Linked DNA regions of Homo sapiens: region 1 is linked to region 2. The links are chromatin loops, found by intact Hi-C in ENCODE. Cell type or tissue: GM12878. All regions are shown on one strand. Each heading gives the region's core, and the rest is flanking DNA. Links, peaks and the distances in the headings are about the cores only.

Region 1 (2,817 bases), core at 297-2,796, 71 kb after region 2:
CTGCCTCCAGCACACTGCCGTTTGCCAGTTACCTGGCCATACTGAGGGGCAAGTAGGGAATGGGTCCTGGTCAATGCTAAGGGGTTAGACACAAGATGATGAGACTAGAGAAGGTTCTCTGGAGCTACAGGTTGGGGATCAGAAGTGCTACATTCAGACACAACCATGATATATTATATGGATAATACGCCCCACCAGTCAATGCAAAAGACATCATACCTTATCCTTCTTGATACTGTTTAAAAATTGGATATTCCCACACCACCCACATAGATATTTTATACTTACTTTAATAAGTTCAATTTAACTGTGTGTGTGTGTGTGTGTGTGTGTGTGTGTGTATGTGTATGTGTGGATGAATAAGGCATGGCATTAGGGGTACAAAAATGAGAAATACTAAGTCCCTCCCCTCATGGCTCTGGCAGTCTGATAGAGAAAGGGGAAATAGGGAAAGAAAACTAACATTTATTAAACATCTACCACTAACATAAATTAAAGAGACCAGTAGAGGGAAACACAGATAGATCACATATATTTGCTATGATATAAAGAAGAGATTTTTTATAGTTTAATACAACTCAAAATATTAAAAGGACAGAATTTCTGGGCCAGTTGGACTAAATGGGTGGTTTCTCTTGGCTCAGACCAGGAAAAAGAAATCTGATAAGAATTGGTCTTATTACTCTTTTGATGATCACCTTGTTTACCCATCAAGGAGGGTTTGGGAAGGACCCAGGAACTCAGCTTATAGACTTTGGCCATTGACAGTTTCCAAAACCAAGAATATAGAACCCAGAGAGATGGATAATATGGGAGAGTTGTCAATTCATAAAATGCTTTAGCAATACCCAGAGACTCATGGGAGTGAATATTACCATCCTCTACTTGGCATGCAGATACTATAATTTACAACATGAAGTTTACATAAAAGGAATTGTTCTCTCTGATTGGCATTTGGGAGATGGGCCCTGATGATAAGTGCACTCCTTTGCAGGGCTGGCCAATAATATTTCAGTCCCTGGCCTTTTCAAACCACTTTGTCAGAGGCTCTGCAAAGATGCATTGATTTATCTTGTGACAACAATAAAGAATTTGAGATCCTGGCAGGAAAACCAGAGGAGAAATCCAGCAGGGTTTTAAATCCGGGACCAAAACTTGGGAGAGAAATGTGAATTGGTTATGCATCCAGAAGAGATAGTTGAATCCATGGAAGGGTGATTATTCCCTCACTTGGAAGTAAAGGAGGAACAGCAGAAAAGGGAAGACAACTTATAGGAATCTGGATGTTGCGGGAGAAAGAGGATGCAGAGAGGAAACTGGAAATGAGATGTTAATTTCTTAGAAACAAATGAAAAGGAAACCATGGAAGTAAAGAGTTTCACAAAGGAGGGCACAGCAAGTTCAAATGTGGCCAAGACACTATGAGATGGAGAACCGAGAAAAGGCCCTTGAAGCAGGTGGTGAAAGACATCACTGATCATCTCTGTGACAGCAGTTTCACTAACACTAACAACTGTACAGTGTTTTTCAGTTCATGGGGAGAAAACGTCTTCCTCATCTATTAGCTCATCTGATGCTCATAACAAATGTGATGAAGAAAGCGAGGTTCGGATAGTAAGTGGCTGATCCAGAAACTGATCCAGGCCTTCTGATCTCAAATCATATTCTGTTTCTGCTGTGTTACATGGTTGTCTTTCAGAAAAGCACCTTGGGGTTGAAGTTGGACTGTAAGAAAGGTGTGAGGTGCAAGGATGTGGCCAAGGTCAAGGGCAACAAGACTAGAGCATCCACTTTACAAATTTGAGTGAATGGAGGCTGACTAGTAATTTTAGGGACTTTTTTGTTCTAGGATAAAAATACTTATAAATGTTTAGAACCAATAAAAAGCAAAGATTGGTTACCAAGAGAGATGGAGGAAGATCCTAGAAGGGGGAGAAGGGAAATGGGACCAAGAACACATGTGGAGGACTATGTCACAGCAAGACAGAGGGCCTTTGAGGGTGTAAAGGCAGAAGAAACGCTGTGCTGGAGAAAAGAGAACTTGAGGAACACCCTATTGTTGGAGGAAAACACAGTGAGGTCATCTTCTGAAGCTAAGAAGGGGAAGGAAAGCTGCTGTGGGGCATTTTCTTCATGGCCTCCTGACACCCTCCTGGGGTTCGAGAAGTCACGGAGATGACTCAACACAGCACTGCCACTTTTTGTCACTGGCTGTTTTCTTTGGGATAACTATGGTATAATGTAAACAGTACTGGGCTTGGGCACCCAACACTCAGAGTACAGTTTTGTCCCTGAGAGGTCTCGTTGGCTTTATGTCCAGGAACTCCAGCTCCTGGACACTGCATCTGAAAATTGCACTGTTATCTCAAATTCAATGGGACAGAATCCAGCAGAAAATAACAGAATCTTAAGTGCCAGAAAAATTACCTGGTCTAATTCTTGGATTCCCTCTGTAATATACCCTACCAATTGCCCTGCTTGATCATTTCCTGTGACAAGGTACTCACTACTTCTTTAGGCAGCTTGCTCCATTTTTAGACATGTCTAATGGATAAAAAAAAGTCTTCCTTATATTTGTCTTAGTTCTGACCTCTGGGAAACTCAGAATACAGAAATAAATTGGCTAATTTCTGTTCCCCTGGGAGTAGCTGTCAAAGATTTGAAGAGAGCCATCACGTATCCTTACATTTTCTATTCTTCAAGGCAAGCAAACCAAATTCTCCTTATTATTTCTGGGCTTCTCACTATCACATTAATTCTCCCCCATGCTCATCCCAGGATGCCAGTGACTGGTAGGCGTGCCTCTGCTGAGCCCAC
Region 2 (2,817 bases), core at 37-2,536:
CAAGGCAGTGTCTCTCTGCTTACAGCATTCTATTCCAGCAGGAAATGGATAAAGAGTGGCCAGAAGGTGAAAAAGAAGAGATGGCCCCCTGAAAGGGACATCCACATTTATTTGAGCACCTACCAGGTACCAGACATTATGCTTGACCATTTTTATCCACAATTTTAGTTAATACTCATGATAACCCAGGAAATATTAATAGATCAATTTCCCCACTTTACAGAAGTAGTCACTAAGACCCAGAGAGAGGAAGGGATTTTCCAACGTTGCCCAGCTGTACGTAGTGCCCACCGTACCCTTCTACCCGTTGTATAGAGTTGAGCAGGTTTTTTAAAGCTCTCTACACCTCAGCTTTTCCATATGTAAAATGAGAGAAATAATAGTAGCAGCCTCACAAGGTTGTTGTTAGAATTAGAATTAGTTAACAGATACAATTCTTAGAAGAATACTTGGTACATCATAAACATCTTGTAAATGTTAGCTGCTATTATTAGTAGTATTAATTATTATTACTTGAGACACAGTCTTGCTCTATTGCCAAGGCTGGAGTGCAGTGGCACAATCATACCTAACTGCAGCCTTGACCTTCCCTGGTCAAGTGATCTTCCCACATCAGCCTCTTGAATAGCTGGGACCACAGGCATATGCCACCACCCCCAGCTAATTTTTTTATTTTTTATAGAGACAGGCTCTCACCATGTTTCCCAAACTGATCCTGAACTCCCAGCCTCAAGTGATCCTCCTGCCTCAGCCTCCCAAAGTGCTGGGATTACAGGTGTAAGCCACGGCACGTAGCTATTATCATTATTTTTAGTCTTTTATTCCTGAATGACAGAGCTTTCTGGGCTTAATAATAATAATTACTATGTATGGAGCACCTTCTATGTTCCAAGCCTGTGCCTGGCACTTTACATTAATTATCTTATTTAATCCTCAATGACTGTATAATGTAGTATTATTATTTCTATGTTTCAAAGAAGTCAATTGAGGTTCAGAGAATTTATAGAACTAAGTAAGCTGCAAGGCTGGATCTCCAAGCCAGCGTCATGTGATTCCCAAGCCCACACTCAGCCACTGCACTGTACCACTCTCCAGAAGAACCTGTGGGCAGGGGTGATCTACTTGGAGATGATCCATCTTTTCTTATTATCACGTGAGGCTTCAAAACCTCCTTCTGTGGCAGAACCTCCCACCCTCCACACCCCCAACATTTTCCAGCTGCAAAAGACATCGAGGGGCAGGGAGGCGGGTTTGCTTCCTCTTCCTTCCCCTCCCCTCTCTTCTTTCTCCTCACTCTCCAGTCCTTCCCTTGCACACTGAGGTAGCCTTGTGGAGCTATAACTGTGTCTTGGTGGGATGTCTCATAACTGAGGCTGCTGGGAGAGAATTTTGGACAGGGGGAACTTTGGAGGGGATTCCCTTTGTGTCTCAGGATGAGAAGTTCAGAGAAACAGCCGGTAGCCATTCATCATGCATGCCTACTCATACATAGGTCAGATATGAGGCAGGGAAAGCCCCATTACTAGAAGGGTTTAAACAGGGACTGTAGAACCATTGGCCAGGATTATGAGAGTAGCATATGCCTACTCATACATAGTTCAGAAATGAGGCAGGGAAAGCCCCGTTACTAGAAGGGTTTAAACAGGGACTGGATAACCATCTGCCAGGGACCTTATAAGGGGGAATTCCCTCTATTCTCTGAGGTTAAAAGAGTTTCCACAGTTTAAGCACATGAGAGGGGAGCTCAGGAGACTTAAAGCCAACTTCTGGAGACTGCTGCAGGGACCACAGTGGGTTCTGAGCAGTAGAAACATGATTCACATTCACATCCAAAGCCCCTACCAGCTATTCCTAGGAAAGCCCAAGCTGAAATGGCATATCGTTTTCCCACAGGTTTCTACTCTTACCCCACACTCTGGTCTTCCTTATGTATCCATTTCATTAGGCCCAAATTCCCCAGAACAGAAAAAGACAGCAGAGAGCTAAGAGCCTTTCTACCTGTCCAGAGCAAATATGTGTTGGATGTGTGTGTGTGTGTGCATGTGCAGAATGTGCTGTAGGGGCAGGATGGTGGCTACTGGTGGCTTTTCCTGGCCTTTCAAACCCCATGACCTGAATGATGTGGCTTCATGGGAGCTGGCCGTGACTCAACTGTGGGCAAAATTCAGCTTCTAAAATTCTGGAAATCCAAAGAGAGTTCTATTGGCTTGTAAGCCAAGGAGTGACCAAAGTACATGAACAACAACGTGTGTGTGTGTGTGTTGGGTTGGGTGTGCAGGGGTTCCTCCTCTTTGGGCCATCATTCAATGCCCAACTCAGCCACATACTTCTCTTAGGACTCTGAGGAGTTTCCCAAAACTCAATGAGCCTTCTTTTATTGAAGCATTGTAGAAATAGTAGTAATAGTAAGTAAAGCAATAATAATAGAACCAATTCCACAAAAATGTGGTAGGACCACGTGGATAGTGAATGCAAAGCACTTGGTGGAAAGAAAACACATGCTGACATGGTTTGGTTCTGTGTCGCCACCCAAATCTCATCTCGAATTGTAATCCCCAAGTGTTGAGGGAGGGAGGTGATTGGATCATGGGGACAGTTTCCCCCTACACTGTTCTCGTGAGAGTCAATGAGTTCTCATGAGATCTGATGGTTTTATAAGTGTTTGGAAGTTCCTCCTTTGCTCTTCTCTGTCCTGTCACCTGGTGAAAAAAAGTGCTTGCTTCCCCTTCCCCTTCTGCCATGATTGTGAGTTTCCTGAGGCCTCCTCAGCCATACCGAACTGTGAGTCAATTAAACCTCTTTCCTTTATAAATTACC

Evidence for each region. Hi-C counts contacts between places; a loop is a spot of excess contacts. Peaks named below come from ENCODE experiments on the same cell type or tissue, not always from the same donor. Only the 100,000 strongest peaks of a DNase experiment are listed, where the experiment ranks them.
Region 1: it touches region 2 in a loop (5-fold over the local background); 1 of 110 quality-filtered maps calls a loop at or near these places.

Annotation. Positions count from the first base shown.
Region 1 is chr11:115,994,890-115,997,706 of GRCh38, forward strand. No RefSeq gene overlaps it. Among named protein-coding and RNA genes, the nearest start is that of LINC02703, 77 kb to the left of the region's middle. RefSeq lists enhancers at 1,339-1,438, 1,962-2,111. In GM12878, for the core only: no CTCF peak of the experiment used is centred there; DNase peaks (open chromatin) are centred at 1,472 and 2,111; H3K27ac peaks cover 2,133 bases.
Region 2 is chr11:115,923,727-115,926,543 of GRCh38, forward strand. LINC02703 (long intergenic non-protein coding RNA 2703) reads left to right here. Exons shown (of 7, transcript NR_187258.1): 2 at 1-126. Among named protein-coding and RNA genes, the nearest start is that of LINC02703, 5.5 kb to the left of the region's middle. RefSeq lists an enhancer at 1,292-1,571. In GM12878, for the core only: a CTCF peak has its summit at 1,329; a DNase peak (open chromatin) is centred at 1,575; H3K27ac peaks cover 2,377 bases.